Regions from separate parts of the Homo sapiens genome. Here region 2 is linked to region 1. A link is a loop called in an ENCODE intact Hi-C map of the cell type or tissue named here. Cell type or tissue: heart right ventricle. All regions are shown on one strand. Each heading gives the region's core, and the rest is flanking DNA. Links, peaks and the distances in the headings are about the cores only.

Evidence for each region. A loop is a pair of places that touch in the nucleus more often than their neighbours do. Peaks named below come from ENCODE experiments on the same cell type or tissue, not always from the same donor. Only the 100,000 strongest peaks of a DNase experiment are listed, where the experiment ranks them.
Region 2: it touches region 1 in a loop (2.3-fold over the local background); 3 of 110 quality-filtered maps call a loop at or near these places.

Annotation. Positions count from the first base shown.
Region 1 is chr3:46,731,073-46,741,612 of GRCh38, reverse strand. It overlaps the pseudogene PRSS46P. Among named protein-coding and RNA genes, the nearest start is that of PRSS50, 18 kb to the right of the region's middle. In heart right ventricle, for the core only: no CTCF peak of the experiment used is centred there; a DNase peak (open chromatin) is centred at 4,122.
Region 2 is chr3:46,827,231-46,837,039 of GRCh38, reverse strand. It overlaps the pseudogene PRSS42P. Among named protein-coding and RNA genes, the nearest start is that of MYL3, 31 kb to the left of the region's middle. RefSeq lists an enhancer at 6,854-6,983. In heart right ventricle, for the core only: no CTCF peak of the experiment used is centred there; no DNase peak of the experiment used is centred there; H3K27ac peaks cover 118 bases.

The DNA of each region.
Region 1 (10,540 bases), core at 2,188-7,187:
AGCACTTTGGGAGGCTGAGGCGGGTGGATCACGAGGTCAGGAGATCGAGACCATCCTGGCTAATATGGTGAAACCCCGTCTCTACTAAAAAATACAAAAAATTAGCTGGGCGTGGTGGTGGGCACCTGTAGTCCCAGTTACTCGGGAGGCTGAGGCAGGAGAATGGCTTGAACCTGGGAGGCGGAGCTTGCAGTGAGCCGAGATTGCGCCACTGCATTCCAGCCTGGGTGACAGAGTGAGACTCTGTCTCAAAAAAAAAAAAAAATCTATATATATCTCTAGAGCTATACAGATATATATCTATATATATCTCTAGAGATATATATCTACATATATCTATATATATCTCTAGAGAGATATATATCTACATATATCTCTAGAGAGATATATATCTACATATATCTCTCGAGAGATATATATCTACATATATCTCTAGAGAGATATATATCTACATATATCTCTAGAGAGATATATATCTACATATATCTCTAGAGAGATATATATCTACATATATCTCTAGAGAGATATATATCTACATATATCTCTAGAGAGATATATATCTACATATATGTCTATATATCTGTATATATAGATACATATATCTAGATATATATAGTGGGTTACACCCTATCAATATAAAACATGCCTTTTGTCCTATGTAACATTACTTGTTTTTTCAAAGATCCAGATCAGAGTTCATTCTTAATTTTGGCAGTTCTTCTAATTGATTAAGGTACAATTTTATATTTTGTACTTTTTTTCCTTCAGATTTTCCTCTGGTTTATTTTCTACTCTTTATAGTTTTTAGATTTGAGTATTTAGGTCATTTATTTTCATTCTCTGTTATTCAATAATAAATATCTTTAAGGTTATGAATTTGCCTTCAAATATATATATATATTTCAAAGATATATATATCTAGATATATATATATATCTCATAATCTTCTTTTTTAAGAAAAAAATGTAGAAGAAAATATACCAAAATGAGAAGTGGATGCCTCCATGTGATTATTTTATTGCTCTTTTTGTAACCTCTTGAGTAGTGGGCTTAGTTCATTATTTTAGAGTTCTTTGTGTTCTAGTATTTTCAGTTAATTCCATAAATTTTCCTCTGAGTCCCACTTTAGCCATATTTCACAGGATTTGATACGTACTGGCCTCATTGTCATTCATTTCTGTATTGTTTATAATTTCACAGTATATTTCTTATTTAGTCCAAGAGTTATATAGAAGGGTGTTATTTAATTTCCTGATGGGTAGTTCTTGGGAGGAATGAGGGCTTCTTTTTCTCTATATCACTACAGTCATATGCCACATAATGACATTTCAGTCGATTACAGACCACATATACAAGAGTGGTCCCATAAGATTATAATGGAGCATATATAGAAACCTGATATATGGTAGTTGATAGTGGCATTGCAGACAAGTAAGGGAATGACTGACATTCACTAATGGTGCTGGGACATTTGGTTTTCCTGATGAAAAAATACATATACATAAAAATATATATGTACCATCTAGGCGTGTGTAAGCACAGTCTTATGTTTGCATGGTGATGAAATTGCCTAACAATGCATTTCTCATACTGTATCCCTGTCATTAAGTGATGCACGACTGTGTATGAATTTAATTATTTCTGCATTTTTGAATTTTTTGAGGTTTTATTTGTGGCTTAGTATTTGGTTAGTCTTAGTGAGTGTTGTGCGTCTGAAATGAAAGTGTGTGTTTTCACAAGTGTTCATTGCAGCACTATTCACAATAGCCAAGACATGGAATCAACCTAAAGGCCTATCAATGACACTGGATAAAGAAAATGTGTTACACAAACACCATGGAATACTATGCAGCCATAAAAAAGAAAGAGATACGTCTTTTGCGGGAAAATGGTTGGAGCTGGAGGCCATTATCCTTAGCAAACTAATGCAGGAACAGAAAACCAGATACCACATGTTCTCACTTCTAAGTGGGAGCTAAATGATGAGAACACATGGACACATAGAGGGGAACAACAGCAGCATTGTTCCTGGAGCCTCCTTGGTTTTAGTGATGCAAAGGAGGAGGGAGAGGAGCAGAAAAAATAATTGTTGGATACAAGGCATAGTATCTGGGTGATGAAATAATCTGTACAACAAACCCCTGTGACACAAGTTTACCTAAGTAACAAACCTGCACATGTACTCCTGAACCTAAAATAGTTAAAAGTGTGTGTTTTAGAACGAAGTTTGAGCCATAACTGATTGGATCAGGCTTGTTGATTGTGTTATTCAAATTATCTCAACACCTGACATATTTTACGGCTGCATAATTTGTTGATTTCTAAGAAGTTTACTGCAAAACTTAAGAATTTGCCTATTTCTTCTTGCACAATTCTTGCTTTCTATGTTTCAAAGCTGTGTTGTTAGGAATACAGGGTTCATGCCTGCTGTATTATCTTAGTGGGTTACACCCTATCAATATAAAACATGCCTTTTGTCCTATGTAACATTACTTGTTTTTTCAAAGATCCAGATCAGAGTTCATTCTTAATTTTGGCAGTTCTTCTAATTGATTGAGGTACAATTTTATATTTTGTACTTTTTTTCCTTCAGATTTTCCTCTGGTTTATTTTCCACTTTTTATAGTTTTTAGATTTGAGTATTTAGGTCATTTATTTTCATTCTCTGTTATTCAATACTAAATATCTTTAAGGTTATGAATTTGCCTTGGGCACACCCAGTAAGGTTTTTAAATAACGTATTGCTCTAATTATTAGTATTATTTTATTAGTAGTTTATAGCTATTCCGTCTCTCAAGGACAGAGTGAGTTGGAGAAGACTCTCCCACTGCAAGAGAGATTTTCCAGCTTCTCATGTGTTGCTGATTGATTTTGTTTCATATGTTTGATGTTATTTTATTGATGGACAGAACTTTATGATGTTACATATTGCAATTTGTGCCTTTTTCAACACAAAATAGCTTTCTTTTTCTGTTTAAATAATTTGTCTTGAATCATTTTTAGAGATTCACATTGCCATTGCCACTTTTGCTTGCATATAAATATATTTTTGCCTATCTTTTAAAAATTTAATTAATTTCTAATTTTTAAAATTAATATTTTTTGAGACAGGGTCTCATTCTGTTGCCCAGTCTGGAGTGCAGTGGCGTGATCTCAGCTCACCACAATCTCAGCCTCCCGGGTAGCTGGGACCACAGGTGCATGCCACCACACCTGGCTAATTTTTTAAATTTTTTCTAAAGACGAGGTCTCACTATGTTGGCTAGGCTGGTGTCGAACTCCTGGGCTCAAGCCATCCACCCACCCCAGCCTCCCAAAGTTCTGGGATTGCAGGTGTGAGCCACCAAGCCCAGCCACATCTTTTTACTTTCACCTTATTTATGCCACTTTGTTTTTGGTGTGTCTTTAATAAGTAGTATGTGGATGGGTTTTTTTCTACCCAACATGAAGATCTTTTTATTTTAAAAGTAGAATTCTATGCATTCACATTGGTTGTGATAACAGATATGCCTGATCTTTATTCAGTTATCCTGTTTTGTTTTATTGATTGGTTGTTTCCCCCAAAGAATTATTTTCTGCAAAGGCAGAAGAGTGATAGCGTTTCTCTTCTCTGAAGTTTCTCTTTTCTTTCTCCCTCTTTCCCTTTCTATGTCTTTCCCCCTGGAGGGAATTTGATTGTACAGATAATAATTTCCTTGATTTTCTACCATATAGCTCTAAAATTAGTTTGTTTTGCCTGTTTTTTAATTTCATACAGTACACAGACTGTATCTGACTTTTGTATCTGAATTGTCTCACTCAGAATAGGGTTATGAGCGTCACCTTCCAGCTAGGTGTAGCAGCAGCTCATCCATTCTCACTGCCGCTGAAGATTCCGCGTAGCTGTTGCACCTTGGATGGCAGTTGGGTAGTTTCCAGCTGGGACCCTTCCCAGCAGCACTGCTAGTGAACAGTCTCTTGCACCTGTCCTGCTGCATCTGTGCAGTTTCTAGGGCATGAAGCCAGGAGTAGAACTGTGGGTTGTGGGGTAGGCACACTTTCTGCTCTGCTAAATGATTCCAAACAGTCATTTATAGTGGTCATGTCAGTTTATCTCCCCAGCAGTGTGTGAACAACCTCGTCACTCCGTGTCCTTGGCAGCACTGGCTGCAGGGTGGAGCAGGAGCTTCCTGCATGGACAGTGTGAGGAGCCTGGGATCCTTGGGAAGGGAGACCTCGGGGGAGTGGTGACGAGGTGTCCCCAGATGTCATTCATTCTGCTGATTTGTGAAGACCCAAGTCTGCAAGTGGCTTCCTCTTAGGAAGCCACCCTGCCAGGTTAAACATACCTAGATTTCCTCAACCCAGGAGCTCTTTCCTTTGAAAATACAGACCTTGGGCTGGGCATAGTGGCTCATGCCTGTAATCCCTGGAGCTTGAGACCAGGGCAGCACAGTGAGACCTTGTCTCTCAAAAAATTAAAAAAAATTAGCCAGGCATGATGGTGCACACCTGTGGTCCTAGCTACTCGGGAGGCTAAGGTAGGAGGATTGCTTGAGCCTGGGAGGTGGAGGCTGCAGTGAGCTATGATCTCACCACCATCACACTCCAGCGTGGTGACAGAATGAGACCCTGTCTGGAAAAAAAAAAAAAAAGAAAAGTAAAGAAAATACAGACCCTGAGGGAAAAAAGAAACCTCCAGTTCCACCTCAATCACATCACATACTACAAGAACTAGTTATCTCCCTCTCAGTGCCTCAGTTTCCACACCTCCAGGGAGGCGTGAGAGGGGGTTCACAAAGGAGCCTGGGCTGGGCACTAGGGTGCTTCATGGGCCAGGTACCAGGCACTGTCACGAGCCAGGCACATCGTACTGTCACAGGCTCAGAACTACACACTGGGGGCACCATCAAGGCCAAGGCTGGACATAGGGTACACTGCAGAGAGCTGGGCCTAGGAGGCACTGTCACGGGCCGAGCACCGGGAGTACCACTCCAGGGAGGTTCCTGACAGCAGCATCACCTTGTGGCCCTGGCAGGGCCTTGCCATGACCACACTGCCTCCTTCTCAGAGTCCTGTGACTGCCACAGCCAGGTAGGCCTCCAACCTTGGGGCGGATGCCTACTCCCCACAGTCATGAACACACAAAGCATGAGTTCTAGAATCTTGGCATAGTAGAGGTGCCCCATCCCCTCTGCCTCCACATCCGTTAGAAGGAGCATTGAGGAGTAGATACCCACTTGCCATGGCCTGTGGGCCGGGGGATCTTCAAAGCCTTACATCTCCGCTTTCCTCTGCCAGATTAGATTATCAGCCGTCTATTGAAGGTAAGGCTTCAGGGGCATGGGACGGAGGCTGGAGGGGTCTGTTTGCCGGGTGCCTGTGTCGGGCTGTCCTCATGCCTGAAGGGCCTTGGTGTGTCCATGTCCTGGTGGGTGGTACATCCTCAGCAGACTGGGGACCCAAACGGTGTCAGGGCGGTTCCAATTTCAAGGGTGACCATGACAGGAGGGAAGAGCCTTATTAAAAATGGGGGAACGCAGTGGGCACAGTGGCTCACGCCTGTAATCCCAGCACCGTGGGAGGCCAAGGAGGGCGGATCACTTGAGACTAGCCTGGCCAACATGGCAAAACCCTGTCTCTACTAAAAATACAAAAATTGGGCATGGTGGTGCACATCTGTAATCCCAGCTACTCAGGAGGTTGAGGCACGAAAACAGCTTGAACCTGGGAAGTGGAAGTTGCAGTGAGCTGAGATCACACCACCGCACACCAGCCTGGGTGACAAAGTGAGACTCCATCTCAAAAAAAAAAAAAAAAAAAAGGAACAGACTAACACTAACACTAACACTAACATCCATGGAACGAGTGAGCTTGTTTGGGAGGCACAGTCATAGGAGACCCCATCTTGCGATGATGAGGAAGTGAGGCTTAGTGCCCACTCTGTATCAGCGCGGCTGAGACTGAGTGAGGTCGCAACACCCTGTGAGGCGAGCTTCACCAGCATCCCATTTCACAGTGAGAAACTGAGACTCACAGAGCTTCAGTGGTTTGCGAGTGCTGTAGCCAGAATTCAATACCTGTGTTCAATAGACTCTTTGGGGGTGAAAAAAGGATGACATGCAAATTCGTGAAGCGTTCCATATTTAAAAAAAAAAGATTAAAATTTTTTTAGAGACAGGGTCTTGCTCTGTCACCCAGGCTGGAATGGAGGGTGCAATCCTAGTTCACTGTAGCCTTGAACTCCTGGGCTCAAGTGATCCTCCCGCCTCAGTCTCCTGAGTAGCTGGGACTACAGGTGTGCACCACCACACCTGATTAATTTTGCTTTTGTAGAAATAAGATCTCGCTATGTTGCTCAGGCTGGCCTTGAACTCCTGGCCTCAAGCCATCCTCCCTCCTGGGCTTTCCAAAGCTCTGTGATTACTGGTGTGACTTTCTCCCTTTCTTATCCTTTATGATGTTTAGTTAGTAAATACCTGTAGCAATCCAGACTGGGCCTGTTTAAAATCTCCATCTCACACCTGGTTCAGTGCAGCCTGCTCTCTTCTCACCCCTGCTGCTGGGGCCAGTGAGAGTCAAGGAGGGAATGGACACACATCTCTACTCACTTCCCTACACGGTCACAAGGACTGCACCTCCAGGGGCATGGGTGGCCCCTAGAGCAGTGCAGTGTGACATTACTCTTCACTGGGGACAGGCAGCCTGGCCGACTTGTGCCCCATCACCTATCCCCTGGCTGACAGCTCGCCCCTGTGGTGATTCTCTCTTCTGCTTCTCTCCCCCAACCATCTGTTTGTGTAAACTACGGGCAAGGATGAGTCCTGGGTGATGGCTTACAACAAGCCCAGGAGGAGTTGTCTGGTCCTCATTGTTTGGGAACTCTAGAATGTGGGGTACCTGCTGACCCTGGCCTTTGGTTGCCTTTTTTTTTTTTTTTTTTTTTTTTTGAGATAGAGTCTGGCTCCGTCGCCCAGCCTGGAGTGCTGTGGCACGATCTCGGCTCACTGCAACCTCCACCTCCCAGGTTCAAGCGATTCTCCTGCCTCAGCCTCCTGAGCAGCTGGGATTACAGGCACGTGCCACCACGCCAGGCTAATTTTTGTATTTTTAGTAGAGATGGGGTTTCATCATATTGGCCATGCAGGTCTTGAACTCCTGACCTCAAGCGATCCCCCCACCTTGGCCTCCCAAAGTGCTGCAATTATAGGTGTGAGCCACTGCGCCCGGCTGGTTGCCAGTTTTGAGGCAGTGGGAAAAGCCCCTTCTCACATGTGCATGTGGCAGTGGCTGCTTATGACAGGGCTGGAAGGCAGCTCTCTCTGTCTCAAATCTGCTGTGTCCAGGGGTGTGAGGGTTGCCCTTTGCTGCCTGAGATCCTCTTTCCTCAGGGCCCTGGCTCCGGGCCTGCGGTCAGACCAACGTGTCCTGCAGGGTGGTGAAGGGGAAGCTGGTAGAGGTAGGCAAGTGGCCATGGCAGGTGAGCATCCTTTTCCTGGGCACGTACATCTGCAGTGGCTCCCTCATCCACCACCAGTGGGTCCTCACGGCTGCGCACTGCTTGCAGAGGTCAGTCAGCGGGGGCTGGGGACTTTGCTTTCTGGCCTGGGGAGTCCCTGGTGAATCTAGGGATCTGGGAGCAGGGGGCCTGGCTGGGTGGTCCTGAGCTCAGGGCCTGTCTCCTCCTTTACTTATGGCCTTACCATTGGCGACCTGCCTCCTACCCATGGTCCTGCAGATTCAAGGACCTCAGCCTGTACTCCGTGATGGTGGGAGTCCACCAGCGCCCAGAAAATAGCACTCAGCTCCCGCTCACTCGCATGGTGATTCATAAGGATTTCAGCAATCTCATGTCTCAGGACATTGCCCTCCTAAAGCTCAGGGACTCCATCTCGTGGTCCCCCTTCGTCCAGCCTGTCTGCCTCCCTAACATCAAATTCAAGCCATCCATTGGAAGCATGTGCTGGGTAATCGGCTGGGGAACTACAGGGAAAAAAGGTGAGTGAAGGCTGGCAGAGGTTACAAGACACTCGCCTCCTCAGAACACAGCCCCATCACGGGCTCCTTCATTCATTCCTTTATTCACTCATTCACTCAGGCAGCAAACATTTCCTGACCTCTTAATACAAAGATGTACCCAGTGCTCTAGTGTAAAAGACACATGTGACCTGCATGGACCTCAGTTCCCAAAGTGAAGTTAAATGAAATGCCAAGTGCTTACCCTGCAGCATGGCAGGAAGTGAATTCTTGGTTATTAATGGAGTTCCCATTAATGGCATGAGGGCCACGATCTCAGGACATACTGAGGTATTGAGGTTTCTCTATCCATCTTGTGTACTGGTTATCCTGAGGTACCCCCAAATTCCTGGAGGTCCGGCCCCTGTTGGTGCTCTCCTTGGGTCCTAGAATCTGGGAGGCTTTGTGGGGGCCTGCTTTCCAGGGGGTGCCGTCTTGGGGCTCTAGGGTCTTGGCACCTTGCCGGTGGCCATGGGGCAGAACTGAACTCTTCACCCTCATGGAACCTGAATTCCTGGAGAAATCCCCTCTTGTCCTATTTGTCCTTTGGTGCCTGGATATCACTCCAAGCCCCTTGGGACACTTTTGTGTAGTCTTTTTTAATGAGCTGGGCTGTTTCAAAAGTTAGGCTGTGGGCTGGGGCCTTTATCAATCACCATCCCAGGAAATGGCCCTCCCTCCCACCTTAGCAAACGTGGACAACTCTGTGATGGGGATGTGCCGAAAAGCAGAGGGGATGACAAGGCTGGCTCTCTGTTTCCTCAGTGACCCCAAGTACCCCCTACAGTCTTCAGGAGGAACCAAGAGGTGGAGGTTGCAGTGAGCCGAGACTGTGCTACTGCACTCCAGCCTGGGTGACAGAGTGAGACTGTCTCAAAAAAAAAAAAAGACACATGCCACGTATGTTTATTGCAGCACTATTTACAATAGCAAAGACATAGAACCAACCTAAATAGCCCCATCAATGATAGACTGGATAAAGAAAACGTAGTACATATACACCATGGAATACTATGCAGCCATAAAAAGAATGAGATTGTGTCCTTTGCAGGGACATGGATAAAGCTGGAAGCCATGATCTTCAGCAAACTAACACAGGAACAGAAAACCTAACCACCGTATGTTCTCACTCATAAGTGGGAGTTGCACAATGAGAACACATGGACACAGGGAGGGGAACAACACACACCAAGGTCTGTCGGAGGGTAGGGGGCAAGGGGAGGGAGAGCATTAGGACAAATACCTAATGCATGTAGGGCTTAAAACCTAGATCATGGGTTGATAGGTGCAGCAAACCACCATGGCACACCATACCTATGTAACAAACCTGCACGTTCTGCACATGTATCCGAAACTTAAAGTAAAATAAAAAAAGAAAAGAAAAAAGAAAAGAAAAGAAAAGAAAAGAAAATCTCCTTCCCCTGGGCTTCCATTTAGCCTGTAAAATAAGGGTAAAATACTCTTGTCCCTGTCCACAGTGAAGGTAGTGATGGCAGTCCTTCTCAGGTTAGTTTACCACTTCTGGGCATCAGCTACATGCCCAGATGTGGGCCATGTGCGGGCAGAACCTGTTTTGCATAAGTGACATTCATTCTGCCAGCACAGAATGAATACTTCTGCCACCTGCCACTTGCACCTTCTATTCAACATTGGTTTTGAGATTTATTCATATGGATACGTGCAGGTTTTATGCATTAAATGCTCTACAATATTCTCTTTTGTGAATATGCCGCAATTTACCCAAGCTCTTGTTTATTAACATTGAGGGAGTTTCCAATTTTTTCATATCAGAAACTCTGCTGCTACTCTAAGTATTCTCACACACACCTCCCTATTTACATGTTCCACAATTTCTCAGCAAGATGTATCTGCACAGGAGTGCTGGGTCATAGGCTATGTTTACCTTCATCTTTAATAGTCATGGTCAAATTGTTTTCCAAAGTGATCGTATTAATTTATATTCTAACAGTAGTATTTGAGAGTTCCTTGCTCCATTTCTTGCCAGCGTTTGGTATTGTCAGACTATAAAATGTTTTCCATTCCAATGGACGGGAAATAGCACCCGTTGCGGTTGTAATGTGCACGTCCCCAGTTACTAATGCGGTTGTGCAGTTCACATGTTAATTCACCATTTGTGATTCCTCTTCTATGAGCACTTATTCATATACTTTGGATATTTTACTATTGTTTTCCTTTTTCTTTTTTTATTTTTTAATATTCTGGATACAAGTTCTATGTTCATTGTGTATACTGCAAAATCTTCTCCCAGTTTCCCATGTATCTTTTTATTATGTTTGTACTGTACTTTGCTGAACAGCAATTTAGGTTTCATTTTAGTCAAATATATCATGTCTCTGATTTATGCTTTTTGTGTCTTATTTAATCATTCCTTTTCCCAAGGTCATAAAGACATTCTCCTATATTTTTTTCCTCAGAATTTGGAAATTACGGTTTTCACGTATTGAAACCATGTGGCATTCATTTTGGGAATGGTGTAAGATAGGAATCTATTTTTATTTATCTTCTCATGTGGACTACCAATTTT
Region 2 (9,809 bases), core at 2,245-7,244, 95 kb before region 1:
CTTCTCTACCCTAGAGCTACTGTATTGACTTCAACTGAGGAAGTTACATGGTAAGGGCATGCCAGTTCCATACCTACCTCTAGTAGGTCTAAAGGTCTACTGCCTCTAGACCCGTACCACCCCAGCAAATCTTTACTGCCTCTACACCTAATAAGTACAGTCAGATCCCAGCAAACTCTAGAAGGACAGATACAAAGTATAACCCAGGGGGAGAAGGCTTCCTTACAAAAAGAACTGCAAGATTTTGCTAACTTTCATGGGAAAGAACATGGGAGATATGTACAGGACTGGATTCTACAGACTCTTGATTAGAGAGGCTTGGGCCTAAATTTACCAAGAGTACATTTACCAGAAATTCTGAATTCAGTTTGCTGGTGTCCATTTGTAGATACCAAACAGGCAGGTGAAAGTGACTCTACATCAAGCTAGTCCAACCTGCGGCCCATGGGCCACATACAGCCCAGGACGGCTTTAAATGTGGCCCAACAAAAACTTATAAACTTTATTAAGACATTAATTTTTTGTGATTTTTTTTAAAGCTCATCAGCTATCATAAGTGTTAACATATTTTGTGTGTGGTCCAAGACAATTCTTCTTCCAGTGTGGCCCAGGAAAGCCAAAAGATTGGACACCCTTGCTTTACATGTTTACTTGTTTATTTTTATTTTTGAGGCAGAGTCCTGCTCTGTCATCCAGGCTGCAGTGCAGTGGTGCGATCATGGCTCACTGCAGCCTGGAACCCTCGGGCTTAAGGGATCCTCCCACCTCAGCCTCCTGAGTAACTAGGACTACAGGCACAGCCTACCATGTCCAACTAATCTTTTTATATTTTGTAGGTACAGGATTTCTCCATGTTGCCCAGGCTGGATATGAACTCGTGACTCATGGGCTCAAGCAATCCTCCTGCCTTGGCCTCTCAAAGTGCTGGGATTACAGGTGTGAGCCACCGCACCTGGCTGCCACTTGGTTGTTTTAAACCTGAACTCAGTGGTGGCCCACACTTGACTACCAAGTGTGATATGTCAGAAATTCCTTGTTTGTGGGCGGCAAGCCACCCAGGTGCCCAGGCAAGAGACTGAAGGCACAAGCTGTTCCAGTATAATAAAGAAAATAATTAAATTAAGAAAAGTTATACTAGAAATAAGATATAGGTATGATTATTATTAATCATTAGTTTGTAGTATTACTTTGTTCTATTATTATAATAATCTCTGTTTTATAATTATAACCTAGAAAAAACCAGGCCATACAGAATTAGGAGCTGAAGGGACACTGTGAGAGATGACTAGAAGACAAGAGCGTGAGCCCTCTGTCATGCCCAGATAAGGGCTTCTTGAGAGATCCTTGGTCTAGTGGTAGCGCCAGTGCCTGGGAAGGCACCCGTTGCTTAGCAGACCTTGGTCTAGCAGTAGTGCCAGTGCCTGGGAAGGCACCTGTTACTTAGCAGACTGGGAAAGGGAGTCTCCCTTTCTCTGGAAGAGTTAGAGAACACTCTGCTCCACCAGCTCTTGTGGGAGGCCAGGCCTGCCTGCAGTCATCCGGAGGCTTAAACATCTCCCTGTGGTGCTGTGCTTCAGTGGTCATGCTCCTTGTCCACTTTCATATTCTGCCTGTACGCCTGGCTCCTCCTTTTAAGTTCTTAGAAGATAGCAGTAGCAAAATTAGTGAAAGTATTAAAGTCTTTGATCTTTCTGATAAGTGCATAGAAGAAATGCTGATGTATGCTGCCTTTCCTCTCTCCCTCGGCTACCTGTCGGGTGGACACGTGACTTGCGTGACCTTATCAATCATTTGAGATGACTCATACTCCTTACCCTGCCCCCTTGCCTAGAATACAATAAATAGCAGCGTGTCCAGGCATTCAGGGCCACTACCGGTCTCCGCGTCTTGGTGGTAGTGGTACCCTGGGCCCAGCTGTCTGTCTCTCTCTTTGTCTTGTGTCTTTATTTCTACGATCTCTTGTCTCCGCACACGAGGAGAAAAACCCACAGGCCTGGTAGGGCTGGTCCTTACACTTGTTCAATGTAGAGACAGAGTTAGAGAGAGGCAAATATTGGGATGGATTCATGATGTGTGACCTGCTCGCCCACTCCTCTGAGCTCCAAGAGGGCCATAGAGAATGCCCCCTTCACCAAGACTTAGAACAATAAATTGGTGAGGAGAGCACTGGCATCCGTGGAAAACACTGTCATGGCTGTCCACTTTTGGACAGGAAAAAGTGGAACATACAGCAATTCAAAAGTTGTTATTGTTGTTGTTTTTCCTCCAACTTCAACAAAGATGAAGCCAGGAGAGGCAGAGGCTTGGTAGTAGCTCTTGGGCAGCAGACAAAAGGATGAGCTACCAGAACAGACAGATTAGACATTAGGGACACAGAGCTAATAAGAGTGGATTGACCTGCGGGCTGTTTAAAAGATGTCCCTGCGACTGAAACAGAAGAGCAGCCCACTCCTCTGTCTAGCCTGCTTAATCTGTAAAGCCCTCCTACCCCGATATCTAGGTCTGGTGAATGAAGCCCTGATTTGAGGACGCTATGGAGAATGAGGGCTCCTCCATGAATTCCCAGAAGGCCCATCCTGACCAGCTCCAGGCCAGGTACCATGCCTACAAGGTCAGGGGCAGCATCGCACCAGCCTCCTAAGTGCCGACCCTAAAGCGGGAGTTCTCCATCAGGGGCAGTTTCCTCAGAAGTACCCTAATCCCTTGGCCCTGGGCAGGGTTCTGGCTGGACATAGTCTGGAGTGAGGATCTGAGTGAAACCGCGAGGGCGACATTTCCCATTCAGACAAGGAATCTAGCAGGACCGGGGTCCAACAAGTCGGCTCGGCCATTTCCACCCCCTAGGCACCGGCCCTGCCCCCTCGTCCCTCGCAGGCGCCCTGGTTCCAGCCAACCCCTGGCAGGGGCGCGAGCTGTCTGGAGAGGGGCAGCCGGTATCCATGACATGTCCTCTGGCGGCGGCTCCCGGGGCCTCCTGGCGTGGCTTCTGCTCCTTCAGCCCTGGCCCGGGCAGAACTGGGCGGGCATGGCGGCGCCACGCCTCCCGTCCCCTCTCCTCTCAGAGGAGGGCGGCGAGAACCCCGAAGCGAGCCCGGCTCCAGGACCTGAAGCGGGCCCCCCACTCAATCTGTTTACGTCCTTTCCAGGTGACTCACTGCGTGGGAGGCCCGGAGGCGGAGGTTGGGGCGCCAGGCTGGGGCAGGTGCTACCTGGGAGCCTGCGGTCCGCGGCCCGGGGAATCTGAAGCGTGGCTCGGGAGCCCCGGGGGACATGGCCTCCTTCTTGGCTGTCGTCGGGGCGCCCGGGGGAGTCAACTCCTGTGTCTTTGAGTGAGTTCTTCATCCTACACTATCCTCACCCCAGTGTGTGGCCGAACCCCTCTGAGAATCGTGGGAGGAGTGGACGCGGAGGAAGGGAGGTGGCCCTGGCAGGTGAGCGTGAGGACCAAAGGCAGGCACATCTGCGGCGGCACCCTGGTCACCGCCACGTGGGTGCTGACGGCAGGCCACTGCATTTCCAGGTGAGGAGCGGCACGCGGGGCTGGGGGCCGGCCCCCTCAAGCACACACAGTTCCATTGCCCCGGCAATTTGGCGACAAAGAAACAAAACTCACAGTGAAGCCGGAGTGCATCGGTCGTCTTGCTGTAGGCATGTCTAAGTCGGGCAGACAAACCAAGTTTGAGAGTGATCAAGGAAGGGTTTTTGGTGATGGCGATGGGGTGGTAGGGACAGTGGCCCGGGAGGTTGAGGCCAGTTTCAGAAACATTGGAAATGTATGGAAAAGGCACAAAGGATGTTTCCCAGGCCTTCTCTTAGAGGCATCTCTTCCACAGCCGTTTCCATTACAGTGTCAAGATGGGAGATCGGAGTGTCTATAATGAAAACACAAGTGTGGTGGTCTCAGTCCAAAGAGCTTTTGTCCACCCTAAGTTCTCAACAGTTACAACCATTCGAAATGACCTTGCCCTTCTCCAGCTCCAACATCCTGTGAATTTTACCTCAAACATCCAGCCTATCTGCATCCCTCAGGAGAATTTCCAGGTGGAAGGTAGGACCAGGTGCTGGGTGACCGGATGGGGCAAAACACCAGAACGTGGTGAGACTTCAAGGCAGGAAGCAAACTTGGGGCAGAGAGGAGGCACCCTTACTCCTGGAGTAGACATGAAGGCCACAGAAAGGGGCAGGGAGGCAAACTGCCTGGTGAGTGGCAGGTGGTGAGGGGCACGCAGTTTAGCAGCAGTCAGGGTCATGGTTCCTGGTTGGCTTGGGTGACATCAGAAACTGGGTTGAGTTCTTTTGTTGCAACACAAATATTTGATGGCAGCCATTTAGGAAGACTTCTGTCCTGGAACTGGAGTTGCTCAGCCAGGAGAAGAAGAAACACATGGGCAACATCTCCTTCTGTGGATTCGTGGGGGCACTGTGCTTGACTGGTTTGGGGGATTTTTAGGTTCCCTGGACAGAGCAAGATGCTATAAAGTTCTCCCCAGGAACAGCTCAGAGGGTGATGAGCTGTCTGCCAGTCAGAGCTGCTCCTCATTCGAAGCACCTGCTTTGGTGGATAGGGTATTTTCTGTTCCTGGGGATGTAGAGAGAACCAGAAGACTCCTATGGGTCGGGTGTATGCCCTCCTATCCCTGGGGAGAAGCTGGATTTGGTACTTCTGGGGCATTTTCTGCCTGAGAGTCTGTGATCCTGCTCTAGACAGTAAAGATGCTTTACTGATGCACAGGACACACTCTCACTATTACTACTGATACTTACAGTGACGATACTTGGTTGTCATTTCTCAGGTTGGCAAGGCCTTGCCTCTCCCTCTCCTGAAATATTCTTCCTGTTCCTGTCTTGGTTTTGTTTCTTACGTCCTCCTCTCTCCATGTCAACTTTGGGCCTTCTGTGTCAAATGAGAATAATACTCACTGCCTTGGCCTTTTTCCAGAGGGATGCTGGGTGCTTAGGGGCCTATTGTCCACTTGTGCAGATCTGATGATCTTCTTTGATAGGAGAGAAACTTGCATCAGAAATTCTTCAGGATGTGGACCAATACATCATGTGCTATGAGGAATGTAATAAGATAATACAGAAGGCCTTGTCATCTACTAAGGATGTAATAATAAAAGGGATGGTCTGTGGCTATAAAGAACAAGGAAAGGATTCTTGTCAAGTAAATTCATGGATCCTTTCCCCATTCTCAGATGGCAGAGTCTGGGTTATTTGCTGCTTCCTCTATTCACACCTAGTTGAGTTAAAGAGATTCATAGAGGGAAACCTGCCATGGCTGCCCTAACTTGGCCTGGTCTGTTCTTTCAAAAGGGAGATTGCACTGCCTGGGGGCACTGCTGGCATGTGGGAAAGTTGGGGTGGGTAATGCTAATAACATATGCTGTACTAATTGAGGTTCTCCTATGTGACGCTCACCATGCCAGTGTGGACATTAACCCTCATTATCTCAGTTAAACCACACCACAACCCCGCAACATAAACATCACACCCCTTGGATGAATGTGAAAGGTGATATCCAAGGACATTACTTCAGGATCCTCCTGTGAGTACCAACTCCCAGACCCATGCTCTTCCCTCGGCACCAAGCTGCCTTCCTGAGGAGGAGGCATTAGAGCTGGGTCTTAGAGAATGAGTATTTGGATTTCTTGGAAAGAGGAAAACAGCATTGTAAGAAGAGGGAATAGCATGTACAGTGGCTCAGAGGTCTGAGGGAACTTCTCATGTTAAGGGACACTTTACACATTTGGAGAAATGAGGCAGCAAATGTGGCTGAGAAGTGGGTTGGAGTCAGAATGTGTATGGCTTGGAGTGCGGTGCCAAGTTTCTAGATTTTGCTCTGGCAGGACTTGGGAGGGAGGCTTGGTGAGCATAATTAGATTTGCCTTTTAGATAAATGACTCCCTGAGCTGTGTGGTGCATAGATAGAAGTCTAAATGCTTGTTTTCATCACCTAGGCTGTGATAAATGGAGTCCTGAGCAGTGCCTGGGGCAGGGAGGCCGGTGAAGGTGTTTTTGAGTTTGACCCATTCATTCTTGTTGACTGACTGCATGTAGGGGTGGGGGTGAGGGAGAGGTTCAGGAGGACCCTGTTTTTCTGACTGAGATGATTGGTCAGCAGAGGAGGTTTGGGAAAGGACACGCAGAATTCTGCTTGAGTTGGAGGGTGTGGGGCTGTCTGAGAGTGGAACTGAAAATATGGAGGGAGCTGGCTATGTAGGTTAGGAGTTGTAGAGAAACTTCAGGCTAAATATGAGGATTTAGTGGGCTGCCATGCAGAGGTTCAAGACGTTTAACAGCCACTATAGTTTGGAAAATGAGAAGCCATCATTTTCTCAGAGCATATTAAAGTTTTCCCATTAACTTTTTAGTTCCCATGCTCACATATTCAGTTGTCATATTCACAGAAATCTGGGTGGTGGGGCCTTTGAGGTGCCAGAGGAAGCCCTATGTGTGCCTGTCTCCTCAACACCTTGTAGTACAGTCAGTCTGCTCTGATATAGATCCTATTCAATTTCTGAAGTTCGTTTCTTTCTCTTTCTCTAGGGAGATTCTGGGGGCCGCTTGGCCTGTGAATATAATGACACATGGGTCCAGGTAGGGATTGTGAGCTGGGGCATCGGCTGTGGTCGCTGAGGGTTGCCTGGAGTTTATACAGAAATTGGTGTCTACAGTAAGTGGCTGATTGCAGTGGTGGATCAGGCTACCTGTTTGTATCCAGCAGTGTTCCTCATCTTAGTCCTGCATTTGGTGCTGCCCCTGGGCATCCTGGTGGCCCAGTGATCACCCCAGCCCACTCCCCTTTTGTTTCTGAGTCTCATACTAGGCCTCTCCTCCAACCTCCCACTCCTTCTCAATGCCGTTTCTGAAAATCCCAGTTGGAATCCACGGGCCCTCTGGAGATCCATACAATAGAGCACAGCAGGGAGACTGGGGCCTGGAAAGTGCCCCTGCCTGGTGCTCTGGTCACCTGCCTCAGCCATGCCTGCACCAGGGCTGTGCTCTGGCTAGTGGGAAGGAGGGGGTGAACTAATTCCAGCTAGAGGACCAGCCTCCCTGCCAGGTGGGCCACAGTGACTCATCAGTATCTGGGGGAACATCTATCAAAGAAGAGACATCATCAACAGTGAAGCAAGTGTTAGATGTGGTTCTGGTTTCAGGGCTCCCACCTAAGACTTTGTGAAACCAGCCAGCTGGGTGATTGCTCAGCGTGAAGGAGGCGTTACCAGGTCCCTGCAGAGGTGTGAGGCCTGGGACTTCCACTCTAGGCTCAGTTGTCTGGGGCTGGGAGAAGTTCCCCTGCAGCCCAGTGTGGATCCATCTGTGAGTGGACAGCCTCTGCCACACTAACTCTCTTGGGGCTACCCATTCTTGGCACCCCCTTCCTCAGTGCCCTAGTGGCCACTTTCAGAGACACTACAAGTTGTATTGAGGCAGTTATGGAGTGCAGAGTTTTCAGAAATCAACTAAATAAATGTTTGGAGAGTCTCCTATGTTCTCCATGTCTACTGGCCTGGTTATTGGGGACACTGAAGACAACTTACCTCACATTAAGCTTAGGAAGATGTTGATGATTCTTTTTAAACTAAAGAGTGAGAGAGGAAGTCTCTGCCTGCCCAGTTGTGAGTTGGATGGATGGTTTTAGACAGTTGGGTTTTGCTGCCTATGCTCTCCATGGCCATCAGCATTTCCGCATGGAGCTTTGTAGCTGAGTTTGCTAGTCATTGCATCTGGGAAGGAGGAAGCGAGAGAAACTGGAAGCAAGAGAGTGGTCAGGGCACTACACCCCAAACTGCAACCTCCATTTTCTGCCTATTTCTGCCCCTCCTTCTCCAAGCCTTGAGCACCAGATCACTTTAATCAGGCTCTATGGAAAACACAGGGCTGAGGGTTAGGGAGATGACAGGTTGGGGTGCTTACTGATTCTGGCTCATTTCCCTCATTACCCTATGGGTCCCAGGGTAGTTCTTTGATATGATGCAGAGCCCATTATTGCTTCCAGTTTCCTTCTTTGTTTATGAAACATTGAAGTTGCCTCCTTTTAGGAGAGGATTAGTGTGTTTTGCCTATGGAAAGAAGGTGCATGTGAATATTTACTTGAATAAAGATTGGTAGAGGCTGGACAGTGGCTCACACCTGTAATCCCAGCACTTTGGGAGGCTGAGGAAGGCAGATTTCTTGAGCCCAGGAGTTCGAGACCAGCCCAGACAACATGGTGAAATCCCGTCTTTTCACTAAAAATACAAAAATTAGCTGGACATGTTGGTGCATGCCTGTAGTCCAAGCTACTCAGGAGGCTGAGGTGGGAGGATTGCTTGAACCTGGGAGGTCGAGGTTGCAGTGAGCCGAGATTGTGCTGCTGCATGCCAGTCTGGGCAACAAAGTAAGACTCTGTTTAAAAAAAAAAAGGGTAGAGACTGGCGGCTAGCTACCGTTCTGATTACTATCAGATTAGGTTTGCATGTTATTGAACCTCATATAAATGGAGCCATATAGCAAATGCTCTTTTGTGTCTGGCTTCTTACCCTCCACATATTTTTTCCACACATTGTTTTTGAGATTCATCCATATTGGACCTAGAATTAACCGATGCAGATAACTATTGGATTTCAAGACCTACTATAAAGGTATGGTAATTAAGACAGAGTTGTATTGGCATAAGGTGTTGTGCTGGAGCCCTGTTGATTCTAATAGGGATGGCACTGTATCCACGAGGCTGAAGAAAAGAGCTGGAGGCAGTGAATGAGACATAGGGTTTATTGGGGGGACTTATATACAGGGGTGGTCCAGTGGCAGTAGGCTGGACAGGAGAACTGCTACTGTTTGTAAGAAACATGCATTTTCACCTAGCACCCACCACCTAGCAACCTCCATCTAATCCAAAACAAAGGGCCTTGATCCCCCTATATGGCCTGTGTTCCAAGGGATGGGCTGGAGGTTCAGATGTTCTTCATAGACAAGGAGGAAATCTCTAGGATGGCCACTCCTGGATTCCTTAGCTCTGGAATTTGAATACACATTCTTCTTAGATGGTAGGGTCATTCTCCAGGTATGCTTAAGTTAAATTATTGCTTTCAGGTGCATCTGCCATACGTATATATATCAATGAAACAGGATAGAGAGTCCAGAAATAGGCCCCCACCCATATGGCCAATTGATTTCAACAAAAGTGCTGAGGTAATTAATTGGGGGAAAGGGTAAGTCTAATAAACGGTGCTGGAATGATGCGATATTCCTATGCAAAAAAAAAAAAAAAAAAAAAAAAAAAAAAAAATGAGCCTTGGTCCTTATCTTGCATTATGTAGAAAAATTAACTGAAAACATATTATAGAACTAAATGTAAAACCTGAATTTATAAAGCTTCTCTAAGAAAGCTTGAAGAAAAATCTTTCTGATCTTTAGTAGGCAAAAATTCTTTAAATAAGATTCAAAAAGTATGTACCACATAAGAAAAGAATGATATATTGGATCTTAACAAAATTAAAATCTTCTGCTCTTAGAAAGACAGTATTAAGAAAATGAAAGTAAAAGCCACAGACCTGAAGAAAATAGCAACAATGTTCACTGTTAAAGAAAAAATTATTCAGTAATATTTATTAAAGCACAGCAAGGAAGACTTTATTGAAGACCATTAAAACAGGTTTAGGGATCACTGCAATAGGGTCTCCCAGGATGAGGAAGAGAGACTGGACTCAACTTTGAATGCAGCGTAGACATGTGGGAATTTATAACCAAAGAGCAGTGTGGGGATCAGTGGATGGAAAATTACTGAGAAGAAACATCAGGGGTGTCTTAGTTCATTTGTGTTG